Linked DNA regions of Homo sapiens: region 2 is linked to region 1. A link is a loop called in an ENCODE intact Hi-C map of the cell type or tissue named here. Cell type or tissue: heart right ventricle. All regions are shown on one strand. Links, peaks and the distances in the headings refer to the core of each region. The heading gives the core; the rest is flanking DNA.

Region 1 (9,008 bases), core at 4,411-6,910:
AAGGAGTCCCTAATCCAGGGCCTTTGCTCTGATAGCTTTTGAGTATTATATGGGTACTTTTTAGCTTTTGGATTAATTGGTAGCAGAAAAAGTGGAACTCTAGTTCCTGTCATGCTTTTATTTTTTTCTTTTTTTGATTTACATTGTTCAGAGCAAATATAGAAACCATGGAATTATTTTCAGGGAATTGAAGCCCTAGAGGGTGTCCCCCTGCTTTTGGGTCTGTTGGCCTGAGCCAACCCCATCCTCAAAACACCCCAGGTGAGACTGCTGAAGGACGAATGTGCACAGCCCATGTCACAAGGAGTCTGTCCGGCTGCTCACCTTTTCTCTGACTTCTGAGCAGGTGTTTGGAAGCTGTAGGTAATGGCCCAATCTCAGAGCCCAAGGGGATTCGGGTCTTTCCCCTGCAGACTGTGCTGCTGTCCTTGGTTGGTCCTTGAAGGGACCTGCATCGTACCTGAGGCTCTGTGCCAGTGGGGATGACGGGGGCTGATGTCTCTTCCCATGGGCTCCTATGGATTTGCCCTTCAGATGACCTGGTAGGGCTCTGAGTGACTGACTTAAAGACCTTCATAACGCCAAAGTGGCAAGATTTTGGAGACAGATTTGTGTCTCCTCATCCATGATTTTTGACTTTAATCTTTTCTGAGAAGACCAGAAATCAGAGAGTTTGTCTTCTCAGCCTCTCTGTGAAAGGATCTGCTGAGCTCAAGCTTCCCTTTTCAGCGTCAGCTTTTTAAGTTGAGAATAATAATTAAAGAAAACTCCAATCTCAATTCCAACATCAAGTGTCCATGAAGCTGTAGTTGTTGCTGTGGCTGAGAAGAAAGTAGAGAACAGAGTGCAGACCTGCGGTTGAAATGACTCTTGGAAGGGCTTGCAGGTGACCTGGGAGCTAGCAGGTGCCTAACACTGTGGCTCTCTTGGCACAAAACAACTTCAAGCCTGTGTGAAATAAAGGAAAACCAGGAGCCTCGTTCTGATTTTTATGGAGACACATCTGTGTGACCTTAGGAAGGTCTCCCAAGAGCTCTGGGTTTGTTTCTTCCCCTGTGAATTGGCTTATGATGTGTCACTTGGCCTTACAGGTATGTAAAGCTCCCCAGTTACCAGATCTTACTGTCTCAGGGAACATCCTGCAGATATTCAGGGCCCACACTGGAGCTATTCTTCAGGTTCCACGTTTGAAAGGTTGAAAGGCGTTAAGAGCGTGACATGAAATGAGTGGGTGAATTTATTTTTAGGAAACAATATATAGGTAATTAGTTTTGGAAATGGGCTTCCGTTAACTTATCACCCCTTACTCTTTTCTGGGGCATCATCCAGTTATTTTTCCTCAGTCATAGAATTTGGGGCTTTTGAAAATGTCTCTTCGAGAAATAGACACACACCTTGCAACTCCTTAAGATCTTGCCCTTGTAATTAAATTTTTGAGCACCATTTTTATATAGGAGTAAATGAGATAATTAAGAGATATTTCAAGAAAGAGAAGTATATGAGAAAATAAATGGTTTCTGCTGCGTGATTAAACACTGCAGCTGAGACCTTGATGAGCAGTCATTTGTTGGAAGTGTACTTCATCATCGGGAGTGGTGTCCTGATTATCGTTCAAGAAACATGTTGGGAGAAGGCAAAGACGGACGTGATGACACCTGTGCAAAGACGGACGTGATGACATGTATGCCGAAGCGTGTCTTGACTCAGTGTAGGATTGATACCAACATCTCTTGGATGTTGTGGGATATGGAGCATTAAAATATACAATAATTTATGCTAGTGGTGCAGTGTAATGAGGACTTGCTGTGAATCTCAAATCGATTTCGGAGAAGCTGAACCTAATGTTTTCCTGATTGTCAAACCCTCCAGTAATGATTATAAATAACCACTGTTTTCTTTATATTAGAGAAAACCTAAAAGAAAAACCAAACATGTTCAACAATGAGCAACAGTACAAAAGAAAAAGTACAAAGTCTAGCATATCCAATAACAATTATTAGCTAATTAATTTTACTTGACCACCTGGTGTTGGAGGCATCCCTCTCCTCTCTGGCATGGTAGAGTGAGAACTTCCTGGTCCTATAGATCCAGGCCCAAATCGTGGTCCTGACTCAGTGTTTTTAAGATAATGTGTCCTTGGACAAGTTGCTTGATGTCTCTGAGTTTCCATTTCCTCATCTGTGAAAGGTGATCATCACACCTGCTTTTATAGGTAGATGTGGCTTGCTGTGAGGGTAAATGACAGTGCAGCTGTGTTTGGTAGAGGGACTGTCATGGAATCACCATCCTTGATCCCGGTGACCCAGACTGGCCACCTTGAGGCTTTGAAACTCTCAGCCAGCTCTGCCAACCTACATCAGTGAGACCTCAGCCTGCCTCGTTTCTCCACTCCCTTAACTAGGTCCATTACTTTGAAATTTGTTATCAATGAATTTGTTTACATTTTTTAAATTTTAATATATTTAATTGACAAAGATTGTCTCTATCCTGTGTATACAATGTGATTATTTGATACATGTATATACATTGTGGACTGATGATGACAGTCAGGCTCACATGTTCACCACCCACGCGGTCCGTCAGAGCCTCAGAACTTGTTCATCTTATAACTGAAAGTTCGTACCCTTTGACTAACATCTCCCCATCGTCCCTAATGGCCCAGCCCCTGGAAACCCCCATTCTACCCTCTGCTTCCGTGAGTTCCACTTTTTTAGATGCAACATGTGAGATTTAAAAAAATATCCAGTGAAGGCTGTCGATGGGACATTGATGAACCTGGGGGCTATGTGAGCTCTGGGCTGGCGCCTACCCCTCCCACCCAAGGAATCTCTGCTTCCCGGGCTGTGCCCTCCTGTGTGATCTGAAGTAGGGAAGTGGTATACTAACTTTTGGAAACATTCAGCTGCCAAGTTTCCTCTGCTGCAGGCTTTAAATAGATCCAACTGAGAAAGGAAGGTAGAGCTTGAACCAACTGCCACCCTCTATATAGAGACGGTTGTCGCCTGGTCTAGTGTAACAAATAGAGTTCTTTGTTAGAAGAGGAAAGAAACTTAACCCCTCATTTCCCATTTCTGATGATTTAGGGACAGACCTGATGGTTTACCAAAGATACACCTGAAGCTTTACTATTTCTTGTCACTCTATATTTTTTAGTAAAACTTATTTTTATCTTTGGAGATGACAGGCATCTTTGTTTTAGGGATAACTAATTATGCCTGTAGAGAACATGAGCATGTTCACAACCCCCAATTAATCTTTAACCCAGAATCCATAGAGCGTTTTTTAGGCTGACAGTTAGACCCAGTTTAATTGTGGATGGATGGTAGGATTCCAGACACTTCAGATGAAAATCCATCCAGCCATGCCTGTGGATGCCCCTTGGAAGGAGGTTGGAGCTTGGGCCACTGAGAAGGTGGATATTGCATGTCCTGACTCCCCAGATCTGTTTACACAACAGCGATTTTCCGGATAGAGTAGCACAAGGAAGGAAGTGAAAGGGGGATAGTCTTCATTTGCGGAGGGTGAGTCTAGGGAGCAGAATGGACATGTTCTGCAGCTTTGCCATGTGACTCCTTTCAGCACAACAGAAAACATACAGGGCACAGAGCTTCCTTACTGAATGCCTCAATGGTCACGACATTAATGCGTCAGCAGGACTGGAGGATGGCAGCTAGGAGTGCTGATAAACGGGAGGCTCCGTCCTTCTCATACATCAATAAACACTTAAGTGCCTGGCAAATGCCTGGCCCCACGGGAGATGTAGAAGCCACAAGACCGACCCCTGTTCTCAAGGATCTTTAAACAGATGGCCTCTAAAGGCCCCTCAGTGATTCTTGAGCTATGGTTTAAACCCCCACAGCTAGGTTAGAGCTGGGCCATTTTCTTTTTAAAAAATTATTTTTATTTTGCTATTATTTACATTTTTTAAGAGAGTCTCTCTCTCTCTCTCTCACCTAAACTGGAGTGTGATGGTATAATTATAGCTCACTGCAGCCTCAACCTCCTGAGCTCAAGTGGTCCTCCCAACCCAGCCTCCCAAAGAGCTGGGACCACAGGTATGCACCACCACACCTGGATAATTGTGGTTTTTTTGTAAAGATGGGGGTCTCACTTTGTTGCCCAGGCTAGTCTTGAACTCCTGGCCTCCCAAATTGTTGGTATTATAGGCGTGAGTCGACAGGCTCCGGCATAGGCCATTTTCAAACTCCCAGATTCTCTCCCTTTTGATGCTTTTTGCTGATAATTATAGAAATTTTACTTTCCTTTTTCCCTCCTAAATGGAGCAGTATTCTGGTTTGGAGGATGGCTGCTATTCAAGTAGTCCTTGTCAGAAGCAAGCCTATGTTGTTGTATCTAAAGGTAAATTGCACATCTCTGGCAATTTTCCTTGCCAGCGCGTATACTGAAGCCATCCCCAGCGCTCGCCTTTGCCAGGTGGCCAGGCCTCAGGGTGGGGCTTGCTTGTCTTTCCCCTCTGCTAAGACCTGCATACTTAGTGCTCTGAGAACCTTTCCTCGCCTCACCTGCTCTCCTTGGTTTTTCTGTTTTTGAGAATGGAAAAAGTTCATTTTTGTGTTCCCATTTTCTAAAAAAAAAAAAAAAAAAAAAAAAAACTCACAAAAAAGCCCAAGCCTTTGTGGGGTCTGAGTCGTGGCGAGTGCGGCAGGTGAGGGTGCGCAGACCCACGACCCCGCCTCTGCGCTGCCGCCCCCCTTCCTCCTGGCGGGGCCGTGAGTCTGGAAACCATTTCCCTTCATTGCCTTGGCAGTGCTCCAGCCCTCCCGTGATGATTTCCCTGTGGCTGGTCGGGGGTCATTCAAGTCCAGGTGTGCCTTGCTCTTTAGGCATGATTTAGATTGGAATCTCCTGCCTTCTCTGAAGAACGAGTGCTTTCTGTCCATACCTCCTGCCTCCCCAAAGAAAAGAAAAAAACAGACATTAAAAGTGAGGCTCAGCCAGCAGGAATTTATAGTCAGAGTTGCCCCATGCATGTCAATTATGCTTACCTTACAATTTTAGAACACGGAGTATGTATTTCACCCTGTATGCCCTTGTCTGGAAAATAAAGGTAATTAAATCTCATGCCGTCATGATTTGAACCCAAAACAGCAATGTAAAACAAAGCCATACACCAAACAACTAGGTTTTCTAGGATTATATCTCCCCATAAAACATCAAGTATCCTCAGAGGGGTTTTGTAAAATCATAATACATTGGCTTTTAGGTCGACCAGTTGTCCACAGTAGAGGGTTGGCCAGGGGTGTCCAGGAGTGGGATGAAGGCCACAGCTGAAGAGACCATCTTCCCTGATCCCAGACAGCCCCTGTGACGGGCCTTTGTGCTGTGAGGGCCTGAACCACAGAAGCGAACAGCCGTTGCCAGCGCCAAGCTGGGCCAGGGCCCGGCCGTGCTGGCCTGCGAGCAGCCCGGGCAGACCTCCAGGCAGCAGGACAAAGGGGCGCTGCGGTCCTCAGCCACACAGCCAGGGTGGCGGGGATAACAGCCCCTTGTCATCGCAGGGTTGTGACATTGGCATGAGCCGCCCTCACAGCTGGACCGTCCTGGCGCTTGTCTTGGGCTGTGGAACGAGCCAGCCCAGCTGTACTGAAATGCCCATTCTTTTCTCCTTTCTCGTGCCCCTGTCAACAAGCAGACAGACAAAAGGGTTCTATTGTGGCTCATGCCGTGAGCATAACCTTTCTCTGCCATGGGAAGGAGATGGGTGTGCTCAATGGTGGCAGAGCTCTGTACCTGCACCTCACTTTGTGTGTGGAGGGGAATTGGGATTTGTGTTTTGTAGCCTCTAGGACAGAGCTCCTCCATGCTTGCGGGGTCGCACATTTTGGACGGGGCCTTAAGGAGTTTGTGTTGATATTCAAAGGAAGAATTCCATCAGCGTTGATCAAACGTGGCTCTGAAGACTGTGACGATGATGTCCCATGTGGCATTAAACACAAGCCGAGCTGCTGCTCCAAGGCACGCCATTCGTCCATTCGTTCAGTCCAACAAGCCTGGGCCATGAATTTTCTCTGGGACCCGCATCATCTCATAGTGGGGACACAGAAATGCTCCCTCCCAGCCCCTGCTCCTGGGGCTGTGGTGTCTGGTAGAGAGGGCAGGTGTCTAACATGGTTACAGTTACATCCGCTTGGTGGGACTTGATGACAAGACTAACGGGCAGCCAATGAGACCCCCGTCAGTGCTGGGGAGATAGTAGGGGAAAGGGCACTGAGCCAGGACAGTAAGCTATCCCTTGGCTCCTGTTCCTGTCTCTGGAAGGTCAGTCTGTCCTGGAGGAGAAGCCAACACCCATCTCTGTTCAGCACAACGGGCATGAGTTTTCTTATATTTTCAATAAAGAGCATGCCTTAGACTTTTTTTTTTTTTTGAGACAGAGTCTCGCTCTGTTGCCAGGCTGGAGTGCAGTGGCGCAATCTTAGCTCATTGCAACCTCCACCTCCTGGGTTCAAGTGATTCTCCTGCCTCAGCCTCTCGAGTAGCTGGGACTACAGGCGCCTGCCACCACGCCCGGCTGATCTTTGTATTTTTAGTAGAGACGGGGTTTCACCATGTTGGCCAAGATGGTCTCGATCTCTTGACCTCATGATCCACCCGCCTTGGCCTCCCAAAGCGGTGGGATTACAGGCACGAGACGCTGCGCCCAGCCAAGAGTATGCCTTATATTAAATGACAGCAGGTGTCTCTTGGCCCAGTGGAAATAATTGATGTGGTGCTATACTATGGCTTTATGTCTTTATCCTTGACACATGGGTTCTCCCCACAGTCCCCCAAAAAGAGAGGATTTAAATATGTATAGGTTTACTTACAAACATCTGCCCAAAGGGTATTAGAGTAGCATGGAAAGTGGAAAATCATTTAGACTTGTTGAACTTCTGCTTTGTGCTGAATACTGTGCTAGAAATTCAATGGACTCAGTGTCCCTGTGAGGAGAGGGTCCTGCTGAGCTGATGGGGAAGCGAAGCCCAGCCTGGTGCAGCCTGGCCTGGAGTCACACAGCGTGTGTGAAAGAGCCTAGAACCAAGCCGCGCCTGGCCCAGGGGGGAAGCAGCCCTGCCAGTGCACGCAGACTTGTTCCCGTGTCACTGACCTCATCCTCATCGTGGGTTGCTCTGGTTTGCCTTGGTCAATATTAATCATTTCCCCCTGCCTCCCAGCTTCACTAGTTTAACTATGACGTGCATGTGCTTTTGTGGGTACCCTAAGAGTCCAGGGGCGCTGCTAAGAAAGACAAATACACACACGTAGGGAAGAAACACAAGTACCTTGCGTCTTCCTAATCTAACAGTGTCTGGATTGCTTCAGATTCCTGGAGTAGCTGGACTGAAGGCAGAGATGAGGGGCTTGTTGACCTGGGAGCTCTTTATAGCTAATGCTGCTCGGCTTCAGTTCCTGAGGCCTGCTGCCGTAGGGCCTGCCTGCAAACGCACTGTCACCACCCCCCGCCGCTGCAGCCCCCCAGGAGTTACGCTTTTGCAGAAGACCCAGCTGCCTAAGTAAAATTAAACACCCTCAAGCTGTTTGAGGCTCTTAAAAACATTTTCTCAGCACTGAACTTCTCTGAAGATCTGAGACTATTAGCACAAAACCAAGAGTTCTCTCTAAACTGCTTTTCTCTTTCCCCTGAATGCAAATGAACTTCCCCTGCTGGTTTCCATTCATCTGACAGGTCATAATTGTGACGTTGGTAAAATAGAGAAAGTTCCCTTTTGAAAATTGAGCTATGAGAACTTTTTTTGTTAAAAAAAAAAAAATAGAATATTTGCTTATTTTAAAAATAGAGTGACACAGTGATAATGGTGTCATCATTTAAACTCTACCCTATAAACTCTAGTTTGGACATGTCTTGGCTTATTGGAAATAATGAAAGTATTAACGCTGTGGATTTTTTGTTATAGTGGGTGTCACTGTTAGGAATTGTGAGTCACAGACATCTGGTCATCGTGCCTTCAACCCACAAGCAGTTATTGCCTCACATTAGAAACAAGTTTGGCCGGGCACTGTGGCTCACACCTGTAATCCCAGCACTTTGGGAGGCCGAGGAGGTGGGGGGTGGGGGGATCACCTGAGGTCAGGAGTTCGAGACCAGCCTAGCCAACATGGCGAAACCTGTCTCTACTAAAAACACAAATATTAGACAGGTGTGGTGATGTGTGCCTGCAGTCCCAGCTACTCAGGAGGCTGAGGCAGGAGAATCACTTGAACCTGGGAGGTGGAGGTTGCAGTGAGCCAAGATCATGCCACTGCACTCCAGCCTGGGTGACAGAGTGAGACTCCGTTTACAAAAAAAAAAAAAAGAAAAAAACAAGTTTGCAGAAGGCAGCATGGGGCTGGTATAGGGGCCCCACTAAGTCCTCGAGGATCCAGGTTATCTCTTTCGGCCCCACTCTCCCAGCACTTAGTGTCCAGCTCTGAGGTTGTTTCATGGTCTAGAATGGCTGCTGGAACTCCAGCCAGGACACTCACACTGCAGTCTGGACCATGGAAGAAGAACTGAAGTCCAAAATGATACATGCCTCCTTCCTTTAAAGACCCTTCCCAGAAGTCCCACACACCGCTTCTGCCACTGTCTCCTGGCCAGAACCTCACCGTAAGGCCACACCAGCTGCAGGAGGAACTGGACAAGGTTCCAGTCTTGCTAAGGAAGAAAGGGAAGGCAGAATAAAAACGAGTGCACTTCACGCCCCACATCAGGACCTGTGGCCTTCGTTATAATTTAGGGTCTCTGTATCACAGTAGACAGACCCCGTGGTTAGAGGCCTGCTGAGTGTAGGTTTCAGGTCTTCCTGTCTCTTACCTTATCAAGTTATTTAAATTTATAACATAGCCAAGCGTGCGTCTATCCAGGAAGTGTGTTCACATCTAGTCAGCATGGTCATCTTGAAGGGCTCAGGGAAAGACCCTCATACCCCACCTTCACCAATCCCTTGGTCATGAAGGATGTTGGCTCCTCTCACCTGCACCCTCTACCCAATGTGATGTTTGTAGGC
Region 2 (9,008 bases), core at 2,677-5,176, 120 kb after region 1:
CTCCCTGAGTGAGCAATTCCTGTCCCTCTATTTTTTTTTTTTTTTTTCTTTTTGAGACAGAGTCTCGCTCTGTCGCCCAGGCTGGAGTGCAGTGGCGCAATCTCGGCTTACTGCAAGTTCCACCTCCCGAGTTCACGCCATTCTCCTGCCTCAGCCTCCCGAGTAGCTGGGACTACAGGTGCCCGCCACCACGCCCGGCTAATTTTTTGTGTTTTTAGTAGAGACAGGGTTTCACCATGTTAGCCAGGATGGTCTGGATCTCCTGACCTTGTGATCCGCCCACCTCGGCCTCCCAAAGTGCTGGGATTACAGGCGTGAGCCATCACGCCCGGCCCCTGTCCCGCTTAAGGGCTTACAACTCTAAGGGGGTCCGCGTGAGAGGGTCGTGATCGACTGAGTAAGCAGGGGGTACGTGACTGGGGGCTGCATGCACCAGTAATCAGAACAGAACAGAACACAACACAACAGAACAGAACAGGGATTTTCACAGTGCTTTTCCATACAATGTCTGTAATTTACAGATAACAGATTAGGTTCGATCTTTAACTACCAGGCCCAGGGTGTGGCGCCGGGCTGTCTGCTTGTGGACTTCATTTCTGCCTTTTAGTTTTTACTTCTTTCTTTGGAGGCAGAAATTGGGCATAAGACAATACGAGGGGTGGTCTCCTCCCTTATTAGTATTACTGAGTTTGCCTCTTGGTGAAGGCAGGGTCGGTAGACCTCCACTGTAAAAGCAGCTTTCCCTATGTCATTAAGAAAGAGCATTGCCTAGATCTATTATGATAACGGTAGCGGTAAACTCTTAATTTTTAATATTAATTAGGGAAAAGATGTCCTACTCTGTGACTTCACCATAATACTAAGCAGTCAGGGAGCACCCTCGGTAGATATGGCTGATCATCCTCAAGAAAGGACTATTAAAATTACTTATCATCAAAAGTCAGAGGAAACCAGAACAACTTAAGGGAAGTTTAAAGAGATGAATTAAAAAATAAACTACGAGTCCAATCTCATTTCTTCTATCTTCTATCTTCAGTTTCAATTCTTTTTCAAATCTCTTTCTAGATAACAACTAAATCTCATTAAGATAAGGTTTAGGCCAGGCGTGGTGTCAAGACTTGTCTCTATAAAAAATTAAAAAATAAAAGATCATACAAACAATGGACTGAGACTCCAAGCACAAGCTGTATTGTCACTGGCCTGCATCCTTTGTCAGATAAAGAAGCAAGCATCTAGTTCCAATATTTTTTTTTTTTTAGATGGAGTTTCGCTCCAGGCTGGAGTGCAATGGTGAGATCTCGGCTCATGGCAACCTCTGCCTCCTGGGTTCAAGCGATTCTCCTGCCTCAGCCTCCCAAGTAGCTGGGATTACAGGCTCTGCAATTCTGTAGTGTAATGCACCACCATGCCTGGCTAATTTTTGTATTTTTAGTAGAGATGGGGTTTCTCCATGTTGGTTAGGCTGGTCTCGAACTCCTGACCTCAGACGATCCGCCTGCCTCAGCCTCCCAAAGTGCTGGGATTACAGGCGTGAGCCACTGTGCCCGGCCCCACTTATTTCTAAACTGTTGATGACTTTTCTTAAAAATAACTTTCATTTCCTCTGGAATTACTGAACATGAAGTATTAATGAGGGTCTGATTCAAACAGAAACATCTACTGTTTGTCACTTTCTACTCTGAAGTGCCCACAGCCAGCCAGGAATCTGTGCTTCTCAAACTGCCAGCTTTACAACTGTTTCCACAGATGAAGAAACACACAAGGACAAAAGCACATTCACTGTCTGGATAAAGTGCAGTAGAAATCAATCAGGGTTTTGCCTCACAGTGGATCTGTAACTTTAGGAACTTGAGGTCTCAAACACAAGGCATCTAAATGCAGGGACCACATCATCATTGCTGAGCCACACTTGATCAAACTAAAGCACTTCTGGACATAAGACACCAGATCTCTGCAAGGCTTTGCCAGATAGGAGCGGCAACAAAGCTCAGTTTAAAATAAAATCTATTAGCATGCACAATTTAGAACTCCCTGAAATAAAGTATTTCAAAAACCTGAGAACTTCATCACTCTGTCATTCTAAATATAGAATGACATTTTGCTCTACGATGCCTAGAAAGGCAGTAATGCGAGCTATCAGGGTAACCAAGACAAACACTGGTCAGTAATGAGGCATGATGTCAAATGCCCATCTTTCCAGCTACAAACTATTTTTCTCCCTTTCTTTTAATAGTAAGTAGGCAACAAGCAAATAACACAGAACTTTTTCCAGTTAAAACAAACAAACGAACAACACTAAAATATAACTAGCCTCTTGTCAGGTGAATTGACAATCTGTATTTAGTATAATCAACTTCAACTTTTAAATACAATCATCCTACAGTGAAAATATTCGAATTCCTTTTTCTTTCATTCATGAATTTGATTTTTTTAAGCATTACTTGTGATTAAGATCTTCATATAGAATAAATTGACTTTCAAATTTTGAAGGATCTAATAAAAACCCCAAGGAGGACTGTTCTGGAAAGCAACCCATCCTGCCCATTATAAATTCTCTACGTGATGCTATGACAGAATTGACCCAGTGGTCGTGGCGGGGCAGTAGTGGTGGTCTAGCAACCCGATTCCTATGCTAACAAATAGCCCCAAAGCAAGGTGTAATGGGGAAGGGTATTATTTTAAAGTAGACAGTTGTATCACCATGTTTACATATAAGCATTCTGCAAAAAAGAGGGAGGAAAATAAAACTAAGAAAGTTGCATTTTACAGGGGATGACAGAGCATCACCCACAGCTGCTTCAGATGCCCACAGCACTGAAGAAATCTTAAGCATTATTAAGATCACTAGATTATTCTGGGTCTACTTTTTCAGTTACAGAACTTTTACCAGAGAATAAGGAAAAGTAAAAGGAACAAAAATATTATTCTTAATAGCCTAAATGAGAATCTCATATTCAATTAATTAAAAGCTTGAATTTCTCCCTCTAAGGCCAGCCAGGAGGCCGAATGCCTTGCCTTATCATACATGGGCAACCTGACGAGGGCAAAAGAAACACATATGTATTTTTCATGTCATCTTTCACAGACTGAATCACAAAAATCCTCCATGACTCAAAAAAGAAAATTTAATATGTAGAAATCCATTCATTACATAGCAGGACTGAATGCCTACAATAACTTTTGATCAAAATGGTAACTTTATTTTCTGTCAAAAAACCAAGGGCAGTTTTGAAGACTTCTATAAATATTAATCATGTCCAAAAATGTCATTAATAAACCAAGAAACAATTCCATAAAATATACACCTAAAGAATCTTCTGCAAGGAAAGATACAATTCTTAAAGAAAAGGATATGCAATGAAGAAGGATATAATTAAATAAGAGGAACATAATGTAAAGATACAAAGTGAAACAGAACAGCATCAATTACACAAGGTGAAAAAAAATCCTTTTAGAAATTTTGTCAAGAAATCTATGTGGTCCTGTGTTCCCAAAAATAGGTAGTTTCTATTCCATCATCCTGGAAGAGCTACTTATAGCTTAGTCTGCAATAGGCTGCTTCTAAAGAGTGAGCTTTACGTACAACACTAACCATATTTTGTTAATGTCTTGATATCAAGCCATTAAATATAATCAAGCACTGAAAACCACTCAACTCTGGAAAGTATAAAATAATTCTCAACCAATTAGGAGAGTTTACTGAAGTGTCTAAGTCCTTCACGCACACCAGGCCCGGACACTGAGGAATGGGCACTCGGCCGACTAGTGGCAGAAATGGGAAATCACTGGTCCTCCTAAGCCTAAAGCAGTGTGAAGCAAATAACTTACCTTAAGGGGAAGGCATAGTATTAACAAGAGAGATGCACTTTAAATTGTATGTTTCAAAACACTGGGAGGCTAGACCTACTAGATTAATTTCTGATCAGAACAAAAGACCTTTCCTTGACACTTACTGGACTTGGGTAATATCAATGCAAACAAATTAGCCGGACTTTGGCAAAATCTTGCAAATTTCCCACCAAAACCATACATATGGCAAAATAGACATCTTTTCACATTTATGAACATTCTAAGAAATATATAATTATGGAGTCATGGTGCTGCCAAATTTCTGAAATTTGATTATTTTATGTCTGTGCTTTCCTGAATGCCAGGATGAGATCTGCATATAGGAGAGTGTATGCTTTGAGATCAGACGCACCTAATTGGGTTTTTAGTCCAGGCACCACTTCTTAGCAACTGAGTTATTTTGGGAAAAGCTGAACTATTTTTACTTCTCCTTGCCTAATCTGTTTTCTCATTCATAAAATGGGTGTAACTGTGTAACTTGCTTTATATGGTTGCTGGGAGGATTAAATAAGATGAAACAGTTAAAAACTGCACCAGATGCTTGCTCCAAACAGTAAGCAAATGTTAGCTATTATTATTAAAATGTGAAAAAACAGTTATCCTCTATTGATGAAAAACATTAAAGCATTTAAAAATCTAAAGCTATCATTAGTACAATTAAAAAGATTAATATTCTGGTAAGACAGGGAAAGACATTCAACTAAGCAAAAACTTACTTCAAGGCTGCATAATAAAATGTTCCAAACCAAACACCAGAAGTTATTAGATGCACTGGAATCAGAACTTTTCCATACTGTCTAAATGTCTTCTTGAATCGTTGATAAAGACTAATAGATTTGTCTTGCAAAGGATCAGGCTCTTCCTTTTTTTCCGGAGTTCCCTGAGCTGTGGCACTGGATGAAAAAACCCTCCTGAATGAAACATGTTGCTTCCCTTGCTTATGGCGAAGGACTCCTGGTTGGGGTGGATGAGCATCCAATGGCCTCCTTTCCTTTGCAACACACTGGGCAGCAGATAAATGCAACCATTGTTTTTGAGGGCCTTGTACCAAAACCACTTTGGATTCAGCATTGTATAAAAGTAAAGGTCCCTTTACATTTTGACAGTGTCCAAAGAGACCAGCATTATGTGGTTCCAAGCATGTCCTGCGTGCCAGTCGAGATACAGTCCGTGGTACATTCCATTGCATTTTGAAGAGTGTTGATAGGTTTCAGCTTCTACAAAGACAATTTTTCAAAAAAATTAGGTAATACTTAGGTTTCCATTTTAAATCAATTCATTTGAAAATCAATCATTAACCATTAGGAAGTAAAAAGACAGACACTGCTACATAATCCACAAAAACTGATGTTAGGGTATAGAGTTTAAGCACAGTGTAATTTTAAAATCTCATAAAGGCCAGGTGTGGTTACTCATACCTGTAACCCCAGCACTTTGGGAGGCCAAGGCGGGTGGATCACCTGAGATCAGGAGTTCCGAGACCAGCCTGGCCAACATGGCAAAACCCCATCTCCACTAAAAATACAAAAATTAGCCAGGTGTGGTGGTGGGCACCTGTAATTCCAGCTACTCAGGAGGCTGAGGCAGAAGAATCACTTAAACCCGGGAAGCGGAGGGTGCAGTGATCTGAGATCGGGCCACTGCCCTCCAACCTGGGTGACACAGCAAGACTCCAGCTCAGAAAAATAAAATAAAATAAGCCAGGTGAGGTGGCCCACGCCTGTAATCCCAGAATTTTGGGAGTCTGAGGCAGGCGGATCGCTTGAGGTCAGGAGTTCGAGACCAGCCTGGCCAACATGGCAAAACCCTGTCTCTACTAAAAATACAAAAATTAGCCGGGAATGGTGGTGTGTGCCTGTAATTCCAGCTACTCGGGAGGCTGAGGCATGAGAATTGCTTGAACCCAGGAGGTGGAGATTGCAGTGAGTTGAGATCATGCCACTGTACTCCAGCCTGGGGGACAGAGCAAGACTCCGTTTCAAAAATAAAATAAAATAATAAAAATCTCATAAAACACACCATTTAAATATGATATGGTAAACTAGTCCAGCTGACACCATGGGGAATAATGTTTTGAGGCCTCTTGTTCTATAGAAGCAGTGTAGTATAGTGGGGGAAAAAATAAGATCTGGGTTCTGATGCTTTGGGGATATAATTCCACATAATTCCCTTTCAGGAACCAAGCCCATGTCCACTACTAAAATGAAGATGACTTTACAGGATTGTCACCAGGAATTACATAAAATTTCTGATGTAAAGACACTTTTGTAAACTAATGAGCATCATAAATGTTATTTATGATTACAAATGTTAAAATCTGATGAATTGTTGATATTAGTATTATTTACACTATAATGCCTTCGGACTAAGTTATCAAGTTATAAATCACTTACGTTATTGAATGGCGAGAAGAATTGCCTGGTATTTATTTTCTTCCCCACCCCCATATCAATGGTGGAGAGAAAAAAAGTGTAGAGTGATGTCTCACTATTTGATCTGGCATCAGCATAGAACAAAGATTTACAAGATGGCGAGACACAGTGGCTTCGGCTTGTGGTTCCAGCTACTCGGGAGGCTGAGATGGGAGGACACTTGAGCCCAGGTATTTGAGGCTGTAATGCATTTGTGAACAGCTACTCCACTCCAGCCTGGACAATACAGCAAGACTGCAAGCCTTTTTTTTTTTTTTTTTTAAGAATTATAGAGACTTCCAGATAATTACTTAGCCTCTCTAGACAAAGGTTCTCCCAGTGGTAAATGTAATTATAGTAGCCATTACCATATAGTCAATCAGTCCCCTTCCTTCAACATCAGGTGGTACCACACATGCCTTCCCACTCCCAATGCCAGCTCTACCTTACTACTAACATGTTGAGAACAGACACTTTAACTATATCCTAAGTAACAGACAGTGAGATCTGAATTAGCACCCCTATAAATGAGCACTGCAATAAATACAGATACTCCATCTTACACGAATATTCTTTATCTGGTGTACAAAGTTGACTGGCAAAACAAAAACTGTCATCATATAAAAACATTCATTAGTAATTATCCACCTACAAAAATTAATCCCCTGACTCATCCCTCCCAAATGAATAATTAACATCAGCTCCTAACAGACTCTCACAGATAATCCAACAACAGTACAAATGAGTTGATAAGGGAAACTGCAAATCTTGCAAAATAAATAGGCTCCCAAGAAGTCTTTTAAAAAGTGATACTGGGCTGGGAGCGGTGGCTCACGCCTGTAATCTCAGTACTTTGGGATGCCGAGGCAGGCACATCACCTGGTGAGGAGTTCGAGACCAGTCTGGCCAACATGGTGAAACCCCATCTCTCCTAAAAATATAAAAAAAAATTAGCCGGGCATGGTGGTGCACGCCTGTAATCCCAGCTATTTGGGAGGCTGAGGCAGGAGAATCATTTGAACCCCAGAGGTGGAGGCTGCAGTGACCCGAGGTCGCGCCACTGCACTCCAGCCTGGGCAACAGAGTGAGACTCGTCTCAAAAAAAGAAAAAAAAAAGTGATACTGGAGATTAATTTCAGACAAAGCAGACTGCAAACATTCTTTGATTATAAGAGTTAAAGAGGGGCACTGTATAATAACAAGAATGAAAAGAAGACATAACAATCCTAAACACGTATATACCTAACGAGAGGATCAAAATAAATGAGGTGAAAACTACAGAACAGAAAGGAGGAAAGAAATTCACTCTTAGAGACGTCAACACTCCGGTCAACAACCTTGATAAACCCAGCAGGCAGAATGTCTGTAAGGATAGAGTTAAACTAAACAACAATGTTAATCAATTTGATCTAACTGACATTTATAGAATACTCCATTCAACAACAGCAGAATACACATTCCACTCAAGTTCACATGGAACATTCAACAAGCAGACCCCATGCTGGGCCATTAAATATACTGTAACAAATTCTAAAAAATGAAAATCATGCAAAGTTATGTTCTCAAACTAAAAGAGATACTAGAAACCATTAACATAAAGATAGCCGGGAACTCCCCCCACTCCCAATTATGTGGAATTTAAACAACATACTTCTAAAAAAAAATCTTCAAACTTCTAAAAAGAAATTTAAAAATATTTTGAAGTAATTGAAAAAAATACAACTTAACAAAATCTGTGGGATGCAGCAAAGCAGTGCTTTGAGGACTAAACTTTGACCTTTTTCCTCTTGTCCAAATTCCTATCTAAGGGGTCTGGGGAGTCACACCCTGCAAACCATGAAATTCCATCAGAGGGGTTTTATTTAACCCTATATAAATGGCTACTTTCCAACTTGACTCTGGCATAACATCACATGACAGATAGAGAAGGAAATCAAAATATCTTACCCCAAAACACGTTTCTCTGCCATATTTTGAAATGACCCTGCAAAGCCATTTTTTTTTTTTTTTGGTGGAGAAAAACTGTATTTGTAAAGACTCTATTAACATAATCAGATCCCTGCTTCCAGGTCCTCTCAATCCTGAAGCGGTTAACTGAGAGTCTAGCACCTTTTAAAGGTCCGAATAGGAAACATTTGCCATCTATTGTCTCTAAGGACGGCCACCTTTGAGACTTCATCTATGTATTAAGAACCTTGGTATCCACAACCCCTTATCTTAATTCAGACACTCTTTTCTATTGATTCCAGGTCTTTAGATAATAACTCTTCCAACCAATTGCCAATCAGAAAATCTTTTAATCCAGTTATGACCCATATGCCCCCACTTTGAATTGTCCTGCTTTTCTAGGTGGAACCAATGTCTGTGTATACCCTACATATACTGACTGATGTCTTATGCCTCCCTAAAACGTTTAAAGCCAAGCTGTAACCCAACTACCTTAGGCACTTGTTCTCAGAACTTCTTGAGACTGCCTCAGACCCTGGTCACTCATTTGGTTCAAAATAAACCTCCTTAAACATTTCACAGAGTTTGACTCTTTTATCAACAGTTTACAGGAGGAATGCACATATTAGAAAAGAAGTAAGATCTAAACTCAATAAGCTAAGTTACCTCCTTAAGAAACTAGAAAAGAGGAGCAAGCAGAAAGAATCAATAAAAATCAGAGCAGAAAGCAACGAACATGAGGAAAAGAAAACAAAAAATATCAACAAAACCAAAACCTAGTTCTTTGGGGAAAAAATGAAT

Evidence for each region. Hi-C counts contacts between places; a loop is a spot of excess contacts. Peaks named below come from ENCODE experiments on the same cell type or tissue, not always from the same donor. Only the 100,000 strongest peaks of a DNase experiment are listed, where the experiment ranks them.
Region 2: it touches region 1 in a loop (4-fold over the local background); 1 of 110 quality-filtered maps calls a loop at or near these places.

What each region holds. Positions count from the first base shown.
Region 1 is chr18:13,559,994-13,569,001 of GRCh38, forward strand. The region is part of intron 4 of LDLRAD4 (low density lipoprotein receptor class A domain containing 4); the gene reads left to right. Among named protein-coding and RNA genes, the nearest start is that of MIR4526, 47 kb to the right of the region's middle. RefSeq lists enhancers at 2,477-2,526, 2,577-2,996, 6,675-7,302, 6,884-6,963, 8,984-9,008. In heart right ventricle, for the core only: no CTCF peak of the experiment used is centred there; DNase peaks (open chromatin) are centred at 4,773 and 5,428; H3K27ac peaks cover 2,500 bases.
Region 2 is chr18:13,677,040-13,686,047 of GRCh38, forward strand. It overlaps FAM210A (family with sequence similarity 210 member A), which reads right to left. Exons shown (of 4, transcript NM_152352.4): 2 at 4,566-5,066. The coding sequence starts at 5,038. Among named protein-coding and RNA genes, the nearest start is that of FAM210A, 45 kb to the right of the region's middle. In heart right ventricle, for the core only: a CTCF peak has its summit at 3,779; a DNase peak (open chromatin) is centred at 3,764; H3K27ac peaks cover 1,545 bases.